3 separate regions of the Mus musculus genome follow, and regions 1 and 3 are each linked to region 2. Evidence: chromatin contacts called from ENCODE POLR2A ChIA-PET data. All regions are on one chromosome and are shown on one strand. The core of a region is the stretch at or near the end of the contact, and the rest is flanking DNA. Distances in the headings are between cores, read along the strand shown. Region 1 holds the start of Ccdc84 (coiled-coil domain containing 84). Region 2 holds the start of Ddx6 (DEAD (Asp-Glu-Ala-Asp) box polypeptide 6). Region 3 holds the start of Arcn1 (archain 1).

What was found. ChIA-PET counts read pairs that join two places held with the same protein, here RNA polymerase II (POLR2A).
Region 1: POLR2A ChIA-PET joins it to region 2 with 28 read pairs in Patski. The contact joins the promoter of Ccdc84 here to the promoter of Ddx6 in region 2. POLR2A ChIA-PET finds 5 or more read pairs at or near these places in 3 of 5 experiments (Patski and embryonic stem cell).
Region 3: POLR2A ChIA-PET joins it to region 2 with 16 read pairs in embryonic stem cell. The contact joins the promoter of Arcn1 here to the promoter of Ddx6 in region 2. POLR2A ChIA-PET finds 5 or more read pairs at or near these places in 3 of 5 experiments (Patski and embryonic stem cell).

Annotation. Positions count from the first base shown.
Region 1 is chr9:44,416,498-44,419,334 of GRCm38, forward strand. It overlaps Ccdc84 (coiled-coil domain containing 84), which reads right to left and starts at 1,572. Exons shown (of 11, transcript NM_201372.4): 1 at 1,372-1,572; 2 at 1,136-1,299; 3 at 614-712. The coding sequence starts at 1,491.
Region 2 is chr9:44,603,521-44,606,220 of GRCm38, forward strand. Ddx6 (DEAD (Asp-Glu-Ala-Asp) box polypeptide 6) reads left to right here and starts at 1,372. Exons shown (of 14, transcript NM_181324.3): 1 at 1,372-1,432.
Region 3 is chr9:44,766,513-44,769,281 of GRCm38, forward strand. It overlaps Arcn1 (archain 1), which reads right to left and starts at 1,296. Exons shown (of 10, transcript NM_145985.4): 1 at 1,158-1,296. The coding sequence starts at 1,160.

The DNA.
Region 1 (2,837 bases), core at 322-2,821, 190 kb before region 2:
ACCATGAAAACACTAGATAGCAGTAGATTATAAGGAAATCCCTGCTGGACTTTGCAATACATTTACTTATTTTTGGTGTTCTGAAACATAACCACATGTGCTGGCCTGGACCTTAACCTGGTTCAGCTGGGTACTAGAGCTATAAATGGTCACCAACACACTGGAGTTGAGTTTCCCCAATTAGTTCTTGTTTTGAGATAAGGTTCTGTCTGTAGCCTCAACTGGCTTTGGCTGCTCAAGGATCCATTCTTTGCTTCCCTAGTCCTGGGGTTACATATGTGGACCATCACACTCCCTCAGAACTCCCCAATTTAAAGAAGCTCTCGTGGGGCTGGTGAGATGGCTCACCCGACTGCTCTTCCGAAGGTCCGGAGTTCAAATCCCAGCAACCACATGTTGGCTCACAACCATCCGTAACGAGATCTGACTCCCTCTTCTGGAGTGTCTGAAGACAGCTACAGTGTACTTACATATAATAAATAAATAAATAAATAAATCTAAAAAAAAAAAAAAAAAAAAAAAAGAATGGCATAAAAAAAACCACTTTAAAAAAAAAAAAAAGAAGCTCTTGTGCCTGACAAAGACCTGGATAACTCACGAACACGTAACTCACCGTGCATAATCCTGGGGGGAGATCAGAAACTTCTCTTTCATCTGGGCATTGGCCTTGTTCTCCCACCAGAATTTGTTGGTGGCTTTCTTGTGCTCTGGGCTGAGAATGGAGAGAAAGAGTAATCGTAGCTAGTCATTAAGAGAGTAAAACTGTACCGAATGTCAGAGCACTAGGTAAGTAATGCAGATTGGCCATTGGGTTGCTTCTGTGGGCTTGGCAGAGAGAAGAGGATTGTTTATACCAACCTCTTCAAGACCTCTATCTTGGGACTCCTTTCTTCCAATAAAGTGTGTGGTGGTGGTGAGAGGAGAGCAACCTGGCTTTTCTAGAAAGATCACCCACACCACTGGGACCGTGGAAGGGCTAAGATCCACTAAACTCCACGGTTGGCCAGGTAGTTCAGTCCATAACCCAACTAAGTCACAAAGTCGACCTTCCTTCTCCCCAATTTCAACTTCCCATGCCACACGTGTGTACAACTCTCTGTCTGTACGGGGGAGGTGGGTGTTTTCCAGTTGTCACCTGGCCAGATGTTCCAGCAGACCCCCGTGTAGCACTGTCAGGTTGCCATGGCTCAGGTGTTTTCGCACTTCGCAGCCACAGCACGGGCACCAACAGCACCGATCGTGCTCGGGGACATAGCGCTCCACCTGGGCGGCGCGGACGGCCCGGCGGGCGGCCTCCACCTGCAGGACAGAAGCCAGCTAGGACCCTGAAACCAGCCCACATTCCTGGCCTCCCCAGCCCCGGGTCCGCACCTGCGGTAGAAGCCGCTCCAGAGCCCCCTTCAACTGCCGCTGGTGCTTGTGGCTGTAGACGTGACCGCGACCACAGAAGAAAGTTTGCCGACACAGAGGACATCGCTGCGGTGGCGCCATAGACCCAGGACCCGGGAACACCCACACAGCGGCGGCTCGTCACCACCCACTGACCCCTGACCCTTCCGGGCCGGACGGGGCGGGGCGACCTAGGAGCTCCCGGTTCCCCTAGAGGCAGTAGGCGCTATTGCAATCCGTTCTGCGGCTGCGCGGAATATTCACTCCGGGCCCCCACCTCCCACGCACCCGCAGAAAACCCGGCAGCTTGTGAAAGAACGAGAAAGAATGCACGCCAGTTAGGACCTCAGATCGCACACTTTCAGGCGTTGACAAAGACCCAGTTTAGCGTAACAACGCAGAACTGGTAATTTCAGGGCGCACACTGTGACCCCGTGCTTTGTGCTAATGACCTCACCGAATCCTCACGTCGATGCTTTGTGGTGTGAGATTATTGGCATTTTACACATGGGAAAAAAAAAATCTACTCCTGAAGAAATGAGGACCTCTGAGGAAAGCTAGAGAGGTGTATTAAGCAGCCCCTCCAGCTTCCCTGAGACCTGCAGGGGTCTAAGTCACTGTGATATTCTTTTTTTTTTTTTGGTTTTTCGAGGAAGGGTCCTGGAGCTCACTTTGTAGACCAGTCTGGCCTCGAAATCAGAAATCCGCCTGGCTCTGCCTCCCAAGTGCTGGGGTTAAAGGCGTGTGCCACCACTGCCCGGCAGACTGTGATATTCTTAATTTTCAAAGGTGTTCTGCACAAGAATATTCTCTGTAAGTCATTTCTCCGAGCATTGGCTGGGAAATCTAATTCTGAAAACTTGAATGGTTACAGTGAATCATGCTCTATCGCCATTACAAGAATAATGTCATACGCCGCCCAGGTCAGACCCAATATGTTTTTCCCCATTTGTTCCAAAGTTGCTCAAAGCAGTCTGCTCCCAAGGTCTCTGCAATTAAGCTTACTTGATAGTATTTTCCTGCCAGTCTCCTCTACCAAATGCTCATTTCCCACCTGAACTTGGCTTGTGTGAAACAAAACCCAGCATCTTTACAATTAAGTTCCTTGAGTGGCCAGGTTTCCAGCGCCTGCATATACAGGTAGTCAAGCCCCACCCGGCAGGAAGGAAAAAAAAATCCTGTATTAGGCTTCAAAATCCTACCAATCCCTGAGTTTGTCCCAAAAAAATCAGACTATAGAATTCCACCAATCACTGAGTTTACCCTAAAAACATGCCACAGAATTCCACCAATCACTGAGCTTGCTCCTAGAGCAGGTCACAAAATTCCACCAATCCAGGAGTTTGCCCAAGATCAGACCATAAAATCCCACCAATCAAAAACTACCCTGGAAAGTGCCCCGCCAATCCCATTCTATATTATGCTTGCCTCGTATGTGGTTCCTTGCT
Region 2 (2,700 bases), core at 122-2,621:
ACAGGAGAGCGCAGCGGTTTAAAAGGGGGGGGGGGGCTTCAGACTTATTCTGATTGGATGTTGCTAGCTAAGAAGCAGGAGGGCTGGAAGCAGGGAGTCATTGGTTTAGAGAGCATATTTGGCTTTCTCTGATTGGTCTCAAGTTGGAAGCAGCGGTAAAAATATGGAAGCTGCAAGTCAGTGACTAAGTACTGACTGTCCAGGATTCCCTAACGTCGGTGTTTAGTAAGGAATCGCACTGTCCCAAAGGGTTTAACCACTGTCAGTATTTCCAGCCCTCCAGCAGCGTAAGACGCGAGTTTTTAACTTTCTCCGGCCCAGCTCGATTTTTACTTAACAAACAAAAAAGTTTGTTTTGCTTGGAACAAGACGACTTTCTAGGTTAAGGATAAGACATCAGGATCCGAGAATCATAGAAACAAACGCACAAATATCTGCAGTAAGGGTCAGGCAGGAGAATCTACGGGTCTCCCATTTGCACAGCGAGCCCTCACTGGTAGAGGCGATCCGCCCTTCTTTCTAGAAGAGTGCCACTGCGGGCAGGAGCAAAGGGTCACCTCGCCTGCACTCCGGGTTTGATAGCCCACGACCGAGGGCGCGCTCCCGGCTCACTGCTTCCCCCGGTGCCCCTTCCCGCTCCCTCTCAGACAGCATCGGCCCCAAAGGCCCCACTTTTCTGCACGCCCTGGCCTCGCAGCGTCCTCCCGGCCATCCCAGCTCAGCTTCCGGACCCGCGCAGGCTGCCCTCCGAGTGTGTCCGAGGTCAGCAGTCAGCAGACGTCCCCTCCGGCCCGGGACCCGTCAGCCCAGCTCCGAAGGGACGAACGAAGGCAAGGGCGACAGTCCTCGGCCACCGCCATTCATTTCCCCAGCGGTCTCGTCAGCTCTGCAGGCAAGCCCTCTCGCCCGTCCGTCCATCCGTCCGTCCCTCCGTCCCGAAAGCAACCCCGTGTTTCCCTGAGCTCGGCCCCGTCAAAGGCCGGTCTCTCCCGACCCTCGCCCGCCGCGCCCAGGAAGCCGTGACGCCGCGGCGGCTGCAGCTGCAGCGGCCGAGCTCTCGCCATCTTGTGTGGAGGAGGAGGAGCCGCGGCCGCCGCCATGCGGAGCGGCTGGGAAGGAGGGAGGGAGGCGACGGCGGCGGGCGAGGGAGGGGGCAGAGCAGCAGAGTCAGCTCAGCCCGGCGGCGGCGACATCGGGGGCGCCGGCACAGCGGGCGCCGGCCGAGGTAGTGCGGGGTGGCGGCGGCGGCGGCGGCGGCGAGCTGCGCGGGCAGCGAGCGTCGCGGCGGGGGCGGGGCGGGGCGGCGGGCGTCGCGGCGAGGGGCCGGGTGGGGGCGGGCGGAGGTTTCCGAGGAGGAAGGAGCCGCCGCCATTTTGGGAGCTTCGAGTCAACAATAAAGGACCGAGGGTGCGGAGCGGGAGTGGCCTCGGTGGTAGGACTCGGGCCCGAGCCGCGGGGCGTGGGGTGAGGCGGCGTGGTCGGGGTCGGCAGGATCCTGAGGGTATCAGGGAGCCCCCTTCGGGCAGAAGCCCGAGGCCCAGGCCTGGCCCGGGAGGACGGGCGGGTGGCCGCTGAGAAGAGCGGGGGCGGCGGAGAGGAGTGGAACCGAGGAATGTGGCGTGTGCGGGGTATGGAGGAGGAGCGGCGGGGAGCTCTGGACGAGCGGTGCGGTAGACGGGAGCGGGGACGGAACACCGGCCGGGACACCCGAGTGAGGTTGGGAGTGCGAGGCAGGGCAGCCCTGCGGGGGGTGGCAGGGCTGTGCTGGCCGGGGACTCGGCTGGGAGAGGAGCCGCGGCTGCTCGCTTGCAAGTAGGCCTTGCAGGTTGGTGGGGACAGAGGGTTTGGGGGAGACTCGGCGGCGTAAGAGGGGAGGAGAGGCGGTCCAGTTTCGGGGTTCTCTTCCGGGCCTTCTGAGGGGGGGGAGTCCCTATTGTTTCCCACTCGCAGAGCTGGTTCCGGCTCTTGTGGCGCAGATAGGATTGCAGGGCAGAAACCCTTTTGCTTTTTGATCCGAGGGAGCTGGGTTTGAAGCGAGGGAAGTTGGGGGAGGGGGCGAGGAATTATTGCCTTACGGTTACCGGACTCCGATTCTTGGCTTAGGGTTTTCCCTTCGCCATAGCCCCCCTTTACCTTCGTAAGAACCCCAATCACTCCTACTTCCTGTTGAGGCGTATAGAAATCGCCCTGTATTTGCAAACAAAAGCCCTTGTTGGAGCTTATGGGACTGTTTTAGGTGTGAAAACTGTCAATTGCTAACCACGGTCTGGGCCCTGCTGTAATTAACTCTGCCAGGGGCTCCTCCCAACTAAGTCTTATGTTCCTTCGTGGTTTTGTTTTAGGAATATAACTTGCAAATCTAAATTGGGAAGGGGTAGGACGAAAAATTTCCCACTGAGCCATAAAGCTGCAGTGCAGGTATCCGTTTCTGGAGGGAGCAGTTATCGAAGTCTCTGGGTTTAAGGCGCTAGGAGGTTTTACTGTGCTTGATTGACAGTACTGATGGTGTCGGTTAGGATTCAGAGGTTGCCCCCTTCATCCTCTTAGTGCTGTACAAACAGTAAGCCTTCCTGTTTGACGGACCTGATACTGTTGATCGTATGCTGTCAATACAGAAAATACCTATTGAGATAACAAATAAACAATTTAATGTGATAGAAGCATTTGTGAGCAAGTTGATGTATTTAACTTGAGATATCT
Region 3 (2,769 bases), core at 46-2,545, 160 kb after region 2:
CAATACCATCTTCAGGTATTGCACAGACACACAACTTCATATACATAAAATAAAAACATCTTAAAATATAAAAGAAAAAACATACACAATAACAACAACAACATCAACTCATGGAATTGGGGCTCAGGGTCGGTATATGAGGTTTTGGAAATTTTATGTCTAATACCAAATTTTGGGAGGCAAGCCTACTTGATGTAAATTTTATACACCTGAGGCTGGAAAAGAAACTTTCTGTGGTTTAAAGACCAAACATGAATTTCTCCTCTAACCAAATTCTTATCAAAAGAGTTGTTAGTAGAACTTAATAGGACAAGTACCAAGAGAGTCAGTCATGTTACTTAGGTATGCTTTCAAAGCACCTTTAAAAATTCTTCAAAAGTTACTAGATCTAAGGATCTCCTCTTATTCCCGAATATTCAGATTTCAGTCGATTAAGGAGGATCTGGTGGAGTTAATTCTGCTTTCTCCTACCCTCACCTACAAATAACCTCTCCTATCTTGGTAACAGATGAGTTCATAGAGAAATAAGCTCCGCTGGCATCAGAGTCCCCAAGCACAGCCCACCTCTCCTATTCCACATAACAGCTGTGATTACAGTAAGCCACACTCCTGTCACTCCACCAAAACGGTCGGTCCCTTAAAGACAGAAACCCTGTGCTGTCACTCCGTTTCTCTACGTTCTATATACACTCTGCACCAGCCTCGCTGCCAAAGACACGTACGCGCTACCCTAGCACAGGGTAGCTACGGGGACACCGGGGTCCCTCAAACGGGCGCCCGAAGTTACCATTTCCGCACTGCCTCTACTTCCCCCTTTCAATTAAGAGGTGGAGGAGGGAGAAGAAAAGCTTTGAGGCGTGGTGACAAGAGGACGAAAAGCGGCGGACAGGCCCAGCCTCCAGCCCTGCGGTTCCGGAGCTCGCAGGGAACCGGCGGGACCTGAGGACGGAAGACCCGCGCGACAACCACCAGCCCGAGTGGCGGGCGGGCGGACGTGGCGGCGCTGCCGGCGGAGGCTAGGTGGGCGCGGCAGCTTTCGCTCTAGGACTCCGGGAGGCCGTGCCAAGCCTGGGCCGACAGCAGGGCTCCGGGCGCGGCTCCTGCGGTCCCGGCCCAGCCGGCGAGGACGTGGCGAGGGAACCCGGCTCGGCGCTTACCATGGTGAGGCCGCAGGTGGGGCGCGCTGCGCCGCGCTCTGGCTCTGCGGGGACTCGGGCTGCTGCCCAGAGACGCGGAGCTCTGGCCGCTCCGGACCTGCCGCCCCTGACAGGAGCCTCCGCCGCTTCGCCTCTTGCCAAGATGGCGGCCCCAAGCCACGTCTCCAACCGGAAACGGCGCGGGTCAAAGGGCGGGGGGCGGGGCCAGTAAGCTCCGAAGCCAGGAAACTCAGACCCCTGTTAGCCCAGGATTTGCAGGTTTGGCTAGAATTGTGGAGCGTCATTCCTCTGTCCTTTCTTTCTCTTCGCCTGCGTTTATTTGGTGCTGCTTCTTTTTTTTTTTTTTTTTTTTTTTTTTTTAAAGATTTATTTATTATTATATGTAAGTACACTGTAGCTGTCTTCAGACACTCCAGAAGAGGGAGTCAGATCTCGTTACGGATGGTTGTGAGCCACCATGTGGTTGCTGGGATTTGAACTCCGGACCTTCGGAAGAGCAGTCGGGTGCTCTTACCCACTGAGCCATCTCACCAGCCCTTGGTGCTGCTTCTTAAAGTTCGTAAAAACACTCAATGGAATATATAAAATAATCTGTGACCATGAGGAACTAGTATCCTGAATACATAACGTCTAGAACTCCCGTAATAAAGCCGGCATGGTGTCCCCTCACCTGTAATCAATTCCAGGTAAATTAGGAAACTGAGGAGGAAGACCAAAAATTGTCCAGCCGGGCACACGCCTTTAATCCCAGTACTCGGGAGCCAGGGGCAGGACGATCTCTGTAAATTTGAAGCCAGCCTGGTCTACAAAACAAGTCTGGGATAGCCAGAGAGAGCTACACAGAGAAACCCTGTCTTGAGAAGCAAAGCACTAATAAAATACTGACACATACAACATAGATTAGCCTTGAAAACAGGTGTAAAGAAACAGATGCAAAGGCCACTATTTGTTTGCAATGACTAAACCAGGGATATCTGTGAAATTAGAAAGCTTATAAGTGATTTATCGGAGTTCCAGAAGACTAGGACATAGCGGCTAGTGCATTATGTTTGGAATGTAAGTGCCATGGAATTACCCAGAGGCAGATATCCTGAAAGCCACTGAACTGTACGGTTTATCTTCAATATGTAATTATTTTATTTTTAAATCCTATGTGTGTTCAGACATGTGCCTGCGAATGCAGGCGCTGCCTGATATGGGTGCTGGGAATCGAACTGGGGCTTTTTGAAACAGCAACGGATACTCTTGACTGCTGAACCCCCTCTCCAGTCCTGAACTGTATACTTCAAAGGGCTGGGGTTTTTTGTTTGTTTGTTTGTTTGTTTGTTTTAGGGTCCTGAGAGATAGCTCAGCAGTTAAAATCCTATATTGCTCTTGCAGATTTGGTTTTCTCCTGCCTCAAAAAAGAAAGAAAAGAAAATGTATGTTCACAAGTGTCCTTGGTCAGGCGCGCCTTAGAGGCTGTATAACAGAAGTAAAAACAAACGAGGAATCAGCGCGACCTGTGCTTAAATTCTTTTCAGTACTCAAGGCCTTAGTCGTTAGTTAACTCACTACACCTCTCTAAGCCTGTTATTACTCTTTAAACTGGTGGGAGCACATACTTCATAAA